3 separate regions of the Homo sapiens genome follow, and regions 1 and 3 are each linked to region 2. The links are chromatin contacts, found by Hi-C or POLR2A ChIA-PET in ENCODE. All regions are on one chromosome and are shown on one strand. The core of a region is the stretch at or near the end of the contact, and the rest is flanking DNA. Distances in the headings are between cores, read along the strand shown.

Evidence for each region. Hi-C counts contacts between places; a loop is a spot of excess contacts on that map. ChIA-PET counts read pairs that join two places held with the same protein, here RNA polymerase II (POLR2A). Pooled maps may share reads with other maps.
Region 1: a loop to region 2 is called in a map of posterior cingulate gyrus, with 3 times the contacts of the local background. The contact joins two enhancer-like sites. A Hi-C loop is called at or near these places in 5 of 168 maps with a recorded cell type or tissue (Panc1, aorta, endothelial cell of umbilical vein and 1 more) and 8 of 50 pooled maps. POLR2A ChIA-PET finds 5 or more read pairs at or near these places in 1 of 52 experiments (A549).
Region 3: a loop to region 2 is called in a map of ascending aorta, with 1.9 times the contacts of the local background. The contact joins two enhancer-like sites. A Hi-C loop is called at or near these places in 5 of 168 maps with a recorded cell type or tissue (aorta, ascending aorta, cardiac septum and 2 more), 1 of 37 single-sample maps with no recorded cell type and 14 of 50 pooled maps. POLR2A ChIA-PET finds 5 or more read pairs at or near these places in 4 of 52 experiments (K562, MCF 10A and activated CD4-positive, alpha-beta T cell).

Annotation. Positions count from the first base shown.
Region 1 is chr16:82,758,686-82,763,207 of GRCh38, forward strand. The region is part of intron 1 of CDH13 (cadherin 13); the gene reads left to right. Among named protein-coding and RNA genes, the nearest start is that of MIR8058, 72 kb to the left of the region's middle. Within about 2 kb of position 2,711, at least 14 of the 41 ENCODE cell types and tissues checked have a DNase peak (open chromatin) inside an H3K27ac peak, as active enhancers do; they include endothelial cell of umbilical vein, where a contact is called at or near this core.
Region 2 is chr16:82,697,632-82,702,555 of GRCh38, forward strand. All of the region lies in intron 1 of CDH13 (cadherin 13), which reads left to right. Among named protein-coding and RNA genes, the nearest start is that of MIR8058, 11 kb to the left of the region's middle. RefSeq lists an enhancer at 1,441-2,640. Within about 2 kb of position 2,265, at least 5 of the 41 ENCODE cell types and tissues checked have a DNase peak (open chromatin) inside an H3K27ac peak, as active enhancers do; they include ascending aorta and endothelial cell of umbilical vein, where a contact is called at or near this core.
Region 3 is chr16:82,734,020-82,739,049 of GRCh38, forward strand. All of the region lies in intron 1 of CDH13 (cadherin 13), which reads left to right. Among named protein-coding and RNA genes, the nearest start is that of MIR8058, 48 kb to the left of the region's middle. RefSeq lists an enhancer at 1-2,423. Within about 2 kb of position 1,349, at least 4 of the 41 ENCODE cell types and tissues checked have a DNase peak (open chromatin) inside an H3K27ac peak, as active enhancers do; they include ascending aorta, where a contact is called at or near this core.

The DNA of each region.
Region 1 (4,522 bases), core at 1,461-3,960, 62 kb after region 2:
AGTAAATGTAGGCACTTTCTTCTAAATGGGCTATGGGTGTAACAGGCATTAGGCTGCTTCTATTTTATCAGAGGATGGGGCCATGATTAGCCCAATGAACATTTACTAATCATTGAAATTTAAGCATGGCAGCCTGGTGTGTAACCATTGTTTGAGTTAGCATACTTCAGTTTTCCCCTGTTGATTTAGTCTCATGTAAATCTCTGAAGCCTCGGCCAGTCTTTTCTTAAATACACGTAACAGCTACCATAATTCTCTTTCTGCTAGTCCTTTGGTCCACCTAAGTTCACCTAGTCAAGGTAGACAGTCTGCAGCCACTATCCTTCTTCACTTTCTAAGGGCTTTCTCAGCATTGGGGGCTTATTAAGCAGCAAGCAAGTCAGTCCTGTAAATGTGGGGAAGCTGGCTCCCTGGGGTCTCTCTTAACTGTTGAGAGTCAGTGGATAAATGGCCCGGCTTCCTGTGAGACAATTGTGAGTCAGGTTCCACACAGCTCCTTAGAGTGTCCCCACTGGGAGTGAGCAGAAACCTGATTTTTAATATAAACTTTATTTGTGTATCTCCCTTCTCTGCCTCATTTTTCACACCTCCTCACTTGTACTTCCCAAATATATTCTCTGCTCCAAAATCCTTGCCTCAGGCTTTGCTTTTGGGATTATTCAAACTGAGACAATAAAATACTACACCCATTTTAGGGAAGATCAGGAGCTAACAGTGTAGGGACCAATGCATTATGGTCTTCATCTAAATGAAGTCTGTTTCTAATATACTGAATGTTTCTGTAAGGCAAAAACTCATAGGTAATTGGTTAAATAGGGGATTGTATATTAATATGTAGTAATATATACATATATGTATATGTATAATATAACATGAATATAATATACATATGTATACACATATATAATATATATGTATAATATAACATAAAAATGACTTTGGTCCATATGCAGTATTCCATAGAAAATTGATATTTTGCCTTAACAAGAAGCGGCAATTAAAGGAATGTATACTAATATAGCTGAATGCAGCACACCTCAAAAGAATAGAGAATGGTCTATAGAATTCAAATAGGTTCTGCCTCTTGACTCACTTGCCAAATCCTCTGTCTTAGAAGTGCTTATTGAGTAATTCTCCCCTATCCTGACGCACTGCGCCTCTGTTGCCATAATTCAGCAGATTCACCCTTTCCTTATAACCCGTCTACCAAGCCCCAATCCACATTTTTTAAAGGGAAAGCCTTATATTTACTGTAAGTTTTCATTTATCAACAATTTATGTCTTCTCAAACACACCAGGTTTAAAAATTATGATTATAATTATTATTTGCAATAATTATGTGATTACAAAGTTGCAAAGATCTGGAGCATTCTACTCTAATCTTGTCTTTTCCAAAATCCTTATGATTTTATTGCACAATTTTCCTAAGCATAGAGTTTTTCTGGAACACAAATATTTTCCAGAACACCTATTTCAGGGCTGCTCCACACATAGGCATATCTGTGCCAGTTAGACATAAGCACCCGGCTCATTGCGGGTACTTACTGAGGGGGTAGAAGGAACATAGTACCGCCCCCGCAAAAATGCAATTAGCCTGTTATCAAAATAACAGGGAGAGATGAATTCTTATCTTTTTGCTGGAAGGTCGGAAGAGGCATTGGGCTTAGGAAGTGGCCACATCATAGTCATTTGATACACTGTCATTTGCATCTAGTGTAAAATTCACCATTGTTTATCTTATGATTTTATGAGTAGAGACCAACTGAAAAATTTTGTACTTTTATTAATATTATGGCATTACAACACCTTACTTTAGGAGATTCATAGTTTGGACCCTGTTTACAAAAATGTACCAGTTATATGGTATTTATTGAGTGTCTTTACTGCATACTAGGAATCATACAAGAGGGAAACAGAAGTTATTTCTATATGACTCTGATAGCACCTGTATTTGTCCCTTTTGTGTTGCTATAAAGGAATACCTGAGGCCGCGTAATATTTACAGAAACGAGGTTTATTTGGCTTACGGTTCTGCAGGCTGTACAAGAAGCATGGTGCCAGCATCTGTTTCTGGTGAGGGCCTCAGGCAGTTTACAATCATGGTGTAAGGTGAAGGGGGAGCAGGCATGTCACATGGTGAGAGAGAGAGCAAGAGAGAGGAGGAAGTGCCAGGCCCTTTTCAACAATCAGATCTTGCAGTAACTAATAGAGGGAGAACTCACTCATGATCGCAGGGTTGGCAGGAAGCCATTCAGGAGGGATCTACCCCCATAAGCCAAATATCTCCCACCAGCCTCCACCTCCAACTCTGGGGTTCACATTTCTTTCTTTCTTTTTTTTTTTTTTTTTTTTTTTTTTTTTGGAGTCTCACTCTGTCACCCAGACTGGAGTGCAGTGGCATGATCTTAGCTCACTGCAACCTCTGCCTTCCAGGTTCAAGTGAATCTCCTGCCTCATCCTCCCAAGTAACTGGGAGTACAGGCATGTGCTACCACACCTGGCCAATTTTTGTATTTTTGACGGGGTTTCACCATATTGGCCAGGCTGGTCTTGAACTCCTGACCTCAGGTGATCTGCCCTCCTCGGCCTCCCAAAGTGCTGGGATTACAGACGTGAGCCGCCATGCCCGGCACATTTCAACACATGAGATTTGGAGGTGACAAATATCCAAATCATGTCACAACCAGTAGGATAAATACTACTTATTTTTCATTCCTCAGATGAGAACATTTAGTCACAGAGTGTGGGGCAGCCAGCCAACTTCTGATGTTCAGAGTCAGTGCTGTCTAAACTTAGCTTTCATGTTCTTTCTACCTCAGAAGGCTACTTCTCAATCAATTATTTGGGATCAGTTGGTTTCATCACATGGCATTGCATCATGAATATGCTGAACAAGGCCAAGGGAAGGCAACAATTAACTGGCAGTTTGTAGGCTTGTGATTAGATATAATTAAAAGTCACATAAAGTTCCAAAAAATATTTTTCACTTGTTTCATATCTCAACAACTTCCACTTGTTTAAGTTAGTGTTTTTCCAAGTTGCATTGTGATGAGGAGAATTTGACATATTTTTGAGGGCTAAGAGTGAGAATGATTCAAAGCTGTGAGATTTGAAGTGATGTCTAAAAGATTTTTTTATCATGACTTATGATTTTTTATACACACACACAGACACATACACACACATCCTAGTAGGAAAAATATCAAAATATAATAACTTTAGATAATAAGAAAAATGGTTTCTGTTTACACTGAGTTTTCACAGGTGAGATATGCATTAAAGGCACAAAAGCTAAAAGACAAAGAGAAATGGCAATTTAAGCACTTGAAAGCCTTGCTGAATTTTTTACAGACTGTGTCAAGTGGAGCTGGAAAGTGAAACCACAAATCGGAAGCTAGAAAGGAAGCAGCTAGGCAAGAGAGAGTACCTTGGACTGCTGGCTGCAGTCCCCTTCTTTTCCCCCAAGTGACCTGCACATCGGACTTCACCCTGCTACTCTCTCTTCCCAAAGATGAAATGAAGAGGTTGAATGTAATGATTACTAAGATTCTCTTTCTGCTCCCACGATGATCTGATGCTGAGGATTTTTAAGACTTCTGTGCCGTTAGAATTGATTACTTCTAAATTGTTATCTACTATTCATAAAAAGAAAATTATTCAAGCTTGTACTTCTTGGCACAAAATATACCTGTGATTTTCTAAAATATTATCTCTTAATGCACAAAGTTCTCAAGTGCTGTAGCTAAAGGGAGCTACCACAGAGTATTAATAGAAAATGTATGTGAGAGGATGTTATTTAATAAACCCCTAAGTCAGTAATTCTAATGATTCAAAATGACTTTAACTTTCTACTAATTAGAAGCCAGACTCTCAGCTTTGCTTCTTGATCTGCACTTCTCCCCATCTTGGTGTTCTTGGTGATGGTCATGTTCCTGGCTGGGTCACTGCTTCCATGACTGTTTATTAAAATCCCCTGGCCAAACAGTGGGCGTACTGGACTTCCTGGAGGGGTTCCCTGGAATGCCTTGAGCAAAACTTGGGTGCCAAAAGCAAAGACCTGCTGTGTTGGAGAAAGAGGAAGAGAAGAGTTCTGCTGTCTTTGCATGTGTTTGGAAATGTCTTTCTCATCAACAGATTCTCATGCTTGGGGATGCCAGGGGTGGTTTGGGTGGGCACTCTCTTCATTAATAGCCATTATTGTGGAGTCCTTAAAGTGGATTAATGATGTTTTTTAGGAAAGATAATTATCTCCTATGCTTTCCGGGAGGTACATGAACTGCTCTAAGATTGCAAGTACAAAACAGGACATTCGTGGTGCTACTGTGTGAAAAAATAACCAGCAGTACCTTGACATTTATAGATTTTATATAAGCATGTGAGTATGGACCTTGGGCCTCACCAGCCCCAGAACACCCCAGGCGTCCTTGTACCGCAGGGCCTTTGTATGTGCTGCTCTTGCTGCTTGACCTGCCCCACCCAGTATCTGTAAGCCTTGCTCTTTCTTTCAATTAGAATCTTTACT
Region 2 (4,924 bases), core at 1,015-3,514:
GTAGACCAGGCTGGTCTCAAACTCCTGACCTCATGATCCACCTGCCTCGGCCTCCTAAAGTGCTGGGATTACAGGCGTGAGCCACCGCACCTGGCTGGGCCGAGGCATTGTGTGTGTGTGTGTGTGTGTGTGTGTGTGTGTGTGTGTGTGTGTGTGTAAGTTTTTTCATGAATTCAAAACATAGCCAAATGGTTTTGAATATATAGAATTTATATTTGCACTGCTGATAATAGCTTGTAATAAAGCTGTGGAACTATACTGTTTATTGTTGCCCCAACATGACAGTGCTGGTGAGGAGGAAACAAAGACTGGAGGATGTAATCTACCCCATAGATGAGCTCCTTGAGGATATGGCTGCATGTTAATGTTCCAGCGCAGTGATTGGCACATAGGGGCTATAAAGAAGTATCTGTTGAATGGATGAATGAATGAATGAATGAATGAGTGGAGACTCATGGAATTTAACTTGGACAGGCAGGTTCTAACTGTTGCTGTAGGCCTAGGAATACCATGTTCAAAGTATGGAAGATTGGAGCATTGGTAAGAATGAGCTCTTGAATTCTAAGGCAGTGCTATCTCTAGTCTCTTTAGTGTTTTCTGCCAGGTTGGAAGAGTCTTTGCATGTCAAGCATATGTTTGCCTTCAAAAACAAAGGTGAAAGCTGGTTGGGATTGCTTGCTTTTAGTGAAGACCAAGGCAAAGAACTCTATCTCCTGGGTACTCTCTGTAGATGGTGGGAAAAAGGAAGAGAATGTATCAGGTAGCTTTTGCTCTGTGACAGACAACTACAAAACCTTGGTAGTATATTAACAAGCAGTGCTCACTGCCCATGCATATGGGCTCAGCCATCAGTTAGGTGGCTCTGCTGATCTTAGCTGAGCTTGTTCACGTATTTGAGGTGGGCTTTGCTCCGTGACTTTCCCATATTGTAGCAGTGTAGCTTGGGCATGTTTTTAGAGCATTGGAGGAGGCATGAGAGACAAGCTCAATTCTACAGGTGATTTTCAAGCCTGTTCAGCAAGCAATCTACTGGCCAAACATCCCATGGCTGAGCCCATTGTCAAAGAGGGAGGGCACTGAATAGCTCCATGGCACAGGGGGGCGTGAAGAATCGGAACATTTTTTACAATCTATTACAGGAAGCCAAAGAAATAGCTAGTTTTTCTCTGTTTAAGAAGGGTTCACACACATTGCCTTTAAAAGGACAGATAGTAAATATTTTAGACTTTGGGGCCACGTACAGGCCCTGTTCTATATTCTTTTTTTACTTCTTTTCCTTTTCTTATTATCCTTTTTCTTTTAATAATCCTTTAAAAATGTAAAAAAACAGAGATATTCTTAGCTTCCAGGCTGTATAAAAATAGACTGCATGCCACATTTGGCCCGTGAGCCGTAGTTTGTTCATCCCTAGTTTAAGAAGAAAAAACATCTTCATACTAATAATAATATACAATATTCTGTTGGCAAAAGACATTTTGATACTTGTCATTTAATTGATCTTCATAGAAGCCTGATTGTTGAAGGTGGATATTTCTAATAGCTCCCCTTTCATATGGGGAGAGATGGGAACTTATGTGATGAAACTGGGATTCAGGCTGTAGTAGGGCCAGGGAGGGTCACTGATGATTACCTGAGGTTGCCCTGCCAAGGACAGCTGCTTGTGTCCTCTGCCTCTGAGAACTAAGCTTCCAGGAGGACCACCGGTAGTAGGGAGTGCATTCAGCTCCATCCTCCTGAGAACATACACTCTGCAAGTGGAGAGAAGCCATCTCATTATGTTAATTTCAACCCAGCCCAGACTGAGAGGAGGCTGATTTCAAGGGCAAAGAAGGTGAGGCAGCCGATTCCCAGGTCCCATTTCCCTTGCTCCACTTCATTAACATGGCCACCCTTAATGCGTGTCATAACTCTGCCTTCCAGCAAGATTTCCTCTCCACTAAGAACCTTTTAGAAATGGTATTTAAGAGAATGTGCATAAAACAAGTCTTCATGGTGATTATGACATTTCTGCTGAACCAAAATGTAATCAGTACACACATTTTGCATCCTTACACTTAATCCACAAACATAGCTTTTACTGTTTTACCTTCTCCCACCCACAATCCAAACAGTGCCACAGAACAAACGTAACAGGATATTAAGATAATCTCTTTTGTCTATGCCAAATGTCATTTAGCTGTTGAGAGAGGAATGTCCCATCTAGTTTTTACAAACAATAAATAATACAGCTTATGAAGGTCCACATGGGTGACACTGATGCAATGTTTCAACAGTTTTCCGAAAAAGGAAAATAAAATGAGTCATCCAATTAGTTGGCTGGGCATTTGCCTGCAAGTTGCCAGAGAGCTTTGTTGATTTATCCCAACTTGGCTAAGATTGGCTTACTCTAGAAGTTCGCCTGTTACAGAAGTTTGGTCTTTACTAGGGTGACACAAAGTATATTTTATGGATATTAGTTCATCAGGATGCTGAGAAGGGTTATAGCATCAAAGACAAATATGGCTGAACATATTGGGGATCATTTAGGTTAAAGAAATTTAAATGAATTTTTCCTGCGGGACTTCTCAGAGGCTTTAATCTGTGAATGTGCATACTGAATTTCCAAGAAGGGTTTAGAATGTGCAGCAGTTTCCAAATCTACTTGACCTGGGAACCCTTTTGTTCACAGGGCATCCCATGAGAGAACACTTTAAAGAACAGACGATGAGAATCAGTACCATGCGTAAAACGTGACCAACGTTCTATGCAGAGGAGATTTTTGAAAGTATCCCCACCAGTGAAGAGTTACCGTGTATGTGTATAATGTACATAAGTGGACATTAGCTTGTATTTTCAAATAATAAAGTCAAACTTTATTATTAAGGAAGATACAAGAATTAGGGCTAGTAAGTGTGTGTGTGTGTGTGTGTGTGTGTCTGTGTGTCTTTCTATGTGTAAATGTCCATCCCCAGGGATTAAGAAGTCTGGATTTGGGTTAAACTTAATCATTTCTAAGAATCTCAGGTTTTCAGTCCTGTCCTAGAATTTCAAAAACAGTCAGAGAAAGCAACTGTGAGAAGATCACAGCTTCTCATCCTGTTTTGAGTCTCACCCTCCTCTTTGCCCTCACAAAGGATTTCAGTGATTATGTTCCTGACAGGATGCATTTTAATTGTTTTCTGGTATGACTTCCCAATACATCAAGTTGTGTTTTCTATATAGCCGCTATCCCAAATGATTACTATTCAGAACACTAATCTGATCTCTAAATCTACAAAGAAAAGGCCATGTAATTTGCTTCTCTTTACAGTGCATTACGTGCACCATTGTAAGTGCTGGAACCCGCCCCCCCCCCCCCCCCCCCGCCCCGGGCATCTCCAAACTGCTGTCCTGTGGATAGCCCCAGTTGCATGTGCTCAAAAGCAAACTTCTTATCTCCTCCATGAGTCAGTTCCTCTTCCTGTTTTTTTCTCTCATTGCAGCTAATGACATTACCATCCCCTCAATGTCCAAAGTTAGAAACTTCTGAGTAATTTTTTATTTCTTTCTCTTCCTCACCTTCTACTAATATTAGCTGTTAAATCCTGTTGATGCTACCTCTGAAATATTTCTCAAATCCACATCTCCTTTCAACCTTGGGCATGGCCCTAGTTCAAGGTCCTATTTTTCTTAGATGGACCACGGGGTCCTTTTGCCATGATCTCTTTTTCCATCCAACTTATAATTTTTCTACAACTTTGACTTCCATCCTGATTACTAAGACTTTTAACATTTCTGTGTGCTCCTTCTTCTCTGGGTGTTTGACATGCATTGTCATTCTGTCTTCTGATTGCAAGTGATAGAAACCTACTCCAGACTAGCTTTCAGGGAAAAGAAAGGAGGTGTTTAGTAGATTGCACAACTGGCAAACCTGGAGTTGATTTAGCTTTCATGAAGGCTAGACCTTAGACTTGTCATCAGGAATATGTCCTATTTGCTTTTTCTGTCAGCAGTCCTTCCTTTTTTTTTGGCTGTGCTCTGTGATCACATGTCTCATTGTGGTGATAACGTGGCTTCCAGCAGCAATCCCAGACTCACAGCCCATCCTCAGCATTTCCAGTGGAGAGAAGTGTTCTCTCTTCCTAACACTTTCCATACAAATCTTAGAAATAAATTTTATTGGCTCTTAACATGTCACGTGCCCATCCTTCAACCATTTGCTATGAACAAGGGGACAGGATGCTCTGATTAGCCAGGACTTAGTCACCTCCCCTCTTCTGAAGACACAGAAGTTGGGACTTCATCTCTACCCAGCCACGTGGACTTAGAATACAGGATGGGTGGGTGCAGTTTCCCCGAGGAAATTGGAGGGCTGTTCTTGGAGCAAGGACATGAATAAGCGGCTTACAAAGAGCAAATAATCGTTGCTTATGGCACTCAAGGTGTTCTGTCACCCCATCCAACTCACCTTTCCCACTTGGCCTTCTGTCCTTGAATGCGAAGAACCAGAGTCCCCTGCTCTAAATGGCTCCTTTTCTGTGTGTGCTGCGTGTTTGCTCTGCTGCTGAGATCCATGCTTTTCCCTTGCCTGAAACACCCTCTGTGGCTGTTGCAGATGTGTTCACTCTGTAAACGCAGCTCAAATGCCTTCCACCCCAAAAAGCCTCCTTAAACTTGCCCCTGCTCCTCTGTGTGAATAATTTTCACAGCACATGATCTACACTTCCATCATGGTTCTTGAAATACATGAAATACCTAATCATAGGATAGGTTTCATATGATCCCACCTCCCCTGCTAGACACTGACAGTGTGACAGCAGGGCCCCTGTCTTGTTCGTCTCAGTGCTCCCCAGGGCCCACATGCAGTACCTTGTACACAGTGCAGGCACCATAAATACCTGTTGATTGATTCTGGACTTGCCATTCATTAAGAGAAGTTAATGGAGGTTTTCTGATTCCCATCAGA
Region 3 (5,030 bases), core at 99-2,598, 35 kb after region 2:
GGAGAAAATAAGGTGGGAAGAGAACTAATATTGGAGCTGGGATTTCAGAAGGAAGAAAGTGTTTGAGTTGAGACCTGAAGGAGGTGCAGGAACCACAGGACCATCTGGGGTCATGGTCAGCAACATGGCCAATGGGCCAACTTTGGCCCACTACTTGTTTTCATGAATAAAGTTCCATTGGATCTCAGCCAGGCCCATTAGTTTATGCACTATCTGTGTCTGTTTTTGTGTTCAAATGGCAGAGTTAAGCAGTTGCAATCCTGTGGCCCAGAAAAACTTAAATGTTTACTATTTGGCCTTTTATAGAAAAAAAAAATGTGTCCACCTACATCTAGAAGAAGAGTTTTCCAGGGAGAGGGGACAGGCAGCACATAGGAGTCTCAGGATGGGAATATGCCTAGTGTGTTTGAGGAGGCAGGTGCGCCTGCAACAGAATGGGCAAAGGGGTGAGTGGAGGGCAGGGCCTGGGCACGTGGGGGCCACTGTAGGGGAGAGAGGGAGGATTCTGCAGAGTGTTAACAGGAGGACTCTCGCTCTTTGTGATACATCCACTGTCTTAGGTTGAAGAAGCAACTCTGAGATGGAGTTTAGCATTCAGGGCCAACACCTATGGAAAGCAGGGGCAGGAAGCAGGAGTGAGCAGAGGGAGAAGTCCAGCTATGATACAGACCAATGGCAACCTTGGCCACTCTCTAGGAGCTTCAGAATTGACCCTGTTTGGCCCAAGACAGACAGGCCTTTATACTCCAGTGTTGATCGGTCATTGAATATAGGTCTTTCAATGGCAACAACAGTTACAAGGAAGGAGCATCACCTGGGTGATTGTTGAGAAGCTGAGAGCCGAGGGCTGCCTGCTGACCGCACTCCCAGCAGCTGGTGCCATGGGTCCTGCATTGAAGTAGGATCTTGGGGGCACATCACAATGTCCAGCACATAGAGGATGTAGGGAGTAACAGCTAAAGCAAGACTAATTAGGAGGCTACTCCGGAAATCTAACTGAGAGATGAAGGTGGCTTGAACCAGGAGGTGGCCAAGAGTTGGCAGACTCTCTCTTTTGAAGGTAAAGCTTTCATATATTCTCCATGGCCTAAGATCACCTTAAAGGAGCAAAGTAAAAGGAAACAAGCCAAGGGGAAAGGCTTCAAAGATTCAGTCTATGTTATTAAATCTCCCCACCCATTGATTATCATCCATGACAGTCTTTGCTTAGCTTAGGTTTACCTGTGCTCATCATTTTCCAGGGTGTACAGAAGGAACACTATTTAATCACAAACGTTCCAATCACAAATGCTTCAGTGACAGGAATAGAAGCTGTCACACCAGACAGGGCAGATAAGTCCTTGTCACATGGCTGGGTCTGTCCCTGCAGTGACTGTGCTATTCATAGCAAGAATGTTGTGTTGCTAAACTTGGCATGAAACAATACAGTTATTTATGCGACTTCATGAACTAGAGTATCGCCTTGGATTTGAGATTCTGCTAAAGCTACATGAGTGGGCAAATCAAGAAATTGTATTCCATAATTTGTTTCCAATCTGACAGAGTACTATGTGTAATAGATGAATAAGCTTATAGATTTTAGCACATTTATTGCAGTGTGATGTGGTTTGACACAGTGTCTATGAGCTGTGTGGGGTGAAATGGAAGGTTTAAATGGATTCCAGCTTCATTATCCCACTGTGATCTGAGGAAAGCGAGACCACAATGTTGCCATCCAGTAAAGCACTTTATCACATTCCTTCCCAAGTTGAACAGCAGCGTTCTGCCAAAGAAAAGCTATTTGCTGGGTAGACTCTTTAGCAAGTTTCATTTTTAACTTGGGTGCCAAGCCAGCCAATAGAATCTAATGGGCTTTGCTTACAATGTGCATGGCTTGGCTATTTACATGAGATTGACAGCACGAGAAAAACCAGACGCTATACTCACTAGGCTGATTTAGAGGTTTCTCTGCTCATTTGAATTCAGCCAAGCTAGTCAGTCTAGCCCTGGGAAAACCTGCAAGAGTAAAAAGAGAACCAATAAAAGCGATTCATGAAAAACCTGAAGTGCATAAGAAATTAATTCCCCTGAGTTTCCAAACTAGTCAGTAAGCTGCGCTGAGGTTTTGCTTTCTATGTTTCTCCTTTGCTTAGGGACTGGTCAAAATCTCGAAGCCACTTGTTGATTTTTCTCTCTTTAAACTGCTTTGATGGAAGAACACCCAGGGTGTAATGGGCACCTGGGTGGGTGGATGCCTAACTAAATATATTTATATAATCCTTGAAACATGTTTAACTCTGGAGGTTAAGGAAGGCCCAAAGACAAAGCGGAGTTGTTAAGGGAAGAAAAAAACAGAACTTCTTAAAGGTTGACACGGTGCCACTCATTAATTCTAGAAAAGTTTGCAGGGGCTGTTACATGTCAGACACAATGCTAGCCTTCCCAGATGCATTGATGAACAAGTTGCAATTCTTGCTGTGGTGAGCTAATGGTAAAAATAAACAGAGCACTGCCACACACAGACATAAGAGCCATGGGGCAGCATCCCATTCCAATGCCTGGTACATATTAGGAACCCACTAAATACTTGTTAAGGTTCATTTTGTGATGGTATTTTTTTCCTCTCTCCGCTAGCTTAAATCTGTTCAAGTCTCCCATGGTTAATACGATAATTTTTCTGATGTTTATCACCAATAAATTTTTAGAAAAATCAGGCTACACAGTCACTCTCTCCACCTTCTTAGGATACACTCACTCTCTTACCCTTTCACTCCTTCGGGCAATTTGATCTGCTATCTTTTCCCACCACTTTAAGAGAAGGACTCTTGATGGGGTTCCCACACCTGGTCAGATGGCCTCTCTTGGTTGTCTTCCTCAATCCTTTCATTGTGTTGTAGTTGGGCAGTTCCTCCACCTTTCACTTCTCAGATGCAGCATAATCGTGTTTCTTCCTCCCCTCTGAATATTCCTTTTCTGCCTCTCTGCATTCCTTTTCCTCTTCCCAACACCTAAGTGATTCTTAAAAATATTCTCTGACTTTCTATGCCTTCTCCATCAGTGTTAGTTTCAAGTTATCTTGTCATAGTTTCATTTAGGAGATAATGCCTGAATCTTTATCTTAAGCCTTGAACCCTCTAGAACAATTTCATTTGTGTGCTGGGCACCTGGATGTCCCAAAGGCATGTGAACTCATCATATCAGGAGTCAAACTCATTCTGACTAATTTTATTTAATGCTATTTCCATTCACTTGGTCATCCAGGTGGAGACCTGAGGGTCAAGATGGAGCCCTCTCCCATGTCTCTCTCTTTGCTGCTCTCAGATGGACCCAGGGGTCATGTGCTGTCAACTCATCCATCACTATATTTTTCTCCTTTGCCCTTCCATGTTATTTCCATTTCACCCACCGTTGTGTGATACCACAGCGTCTGTTTTACCTCCCACTGAACAAAAGAAATATAATCCTTGAAACGTGCTCCTTAGTGTGGAAGAGAGGGGTGGTCTGATGACTTGTTTCAAAATGATCTCAATATCAACCACTGCCCCAACGGTCTTGCATTTCATACTTAAGCAACATATTTCAATGCAGAGAAGGTTTATAGTGTGGTGGGGATTTGAGGGTAGCTTTTCAATTCTGCTCTGTTTGATTTTTGACTGATGACCCCAGACACAGAGATTTGGCCTGGCAGAACCTGCCCTTAGTTCTATAGAGGACACCTTCCCCATACTTTTTTCTCCTTTTCCTCTTCCTCTATAAACTCTAGGTTCTTTCACTGCATTTCTTTTTTGTAAACAGCTTTACTGAGGTATAATTGACCTACAAAAAATTGCTCCGGTTTAATGTATACAGTGTGATGAGTTTGGATATATACAAGCACTGGTGAAACCATCAGCTTCATAATCAAGGCTTCCAATATCATTCACCTCCAAACGTTTCCTTATGCCCCTCCAGTGTTTGTTGATTTGTTTGTGGTAAGAACACCCACCATGCAATCTACCCTCTTAATAAAATGTTTAAGTGCACAATGCAGTACTGTCAATTACAGGCGCTGTGTTGTACAGCAGACCTCTAGAGCTTACTGATCTTGCTAAACTAGCCACTTGTCACACATTCGTTAGGTTTCATGACAGTCTGTCCTCTGAGATGGGCTAAGAGTTAGTCTGCTCTCAAAGAGTTTCTTGCAAGAATATGATGGGTGCTTTGTGGTGAAAAGTGAAATAGCAATAAAAAAAATCAGTCACTTCCATTGTAAAAATAAACGTAACTGCATGGCCAATATGTTATTCTAAAACAGAAGTTGGCTTCTTACCTGGCTTTACCGTGCACGGAGGACTTTAATTTGTGTTCCTGTCAAACTCTAGGAATGTGAAAATGTGGAAAGCCCATCCCAAACAAAAATAAGCCTCTTGCCGGAGTCCTCACCTGAAATCTCTCTCATTCTCACCCATTCACCTTTCAAATCTGTGCTTTTAGCACATCACCTTTCTGCCCTAAAACGTTTAGTGGCTCACAAGCTAGTTTCCAAATTCCTTAGCTTAGTAGTTAGCCCTCCGCTACCTTTTCTTAATGCACTTTTACACTTTTCTCCATGCTGTAACTAAACAGCACTACCTACTAAAATAGAAAGATACCTTTCAGGTTCCTGACCTCATGCCAGTATCTACCATTTCCTTTTCCTAGAATTCTCTCTTTCTCCTTATTTAAATCCTGTGCATTCTCTAGTGCATTTGGGGGAAAATGTCATCTCTTTCTGTAGGCATTAACTCTCTATGCCCTAAAATTTCATATAACCTTGGTGGTTCCTTTTATCTCACACATTTCGCTTATTTCTTTGACTAATGTTATTCATGAACATGTCTTACCATTTATTCTGCTGCACCTACAACCCCTGGTGGCCAGTGGCTGTCTTACTAACTTTTGTGTTCCCTGTGCCTCACACATCACAGACTTTCCAGAACCTTTTAGTGGATAAAGTTAATGCAGAAATGAGTTAAATATTCAAAGAAGCAGTGAGCAAGATACGTTTTTTATTCTTCCTTTCGGAAATGAAT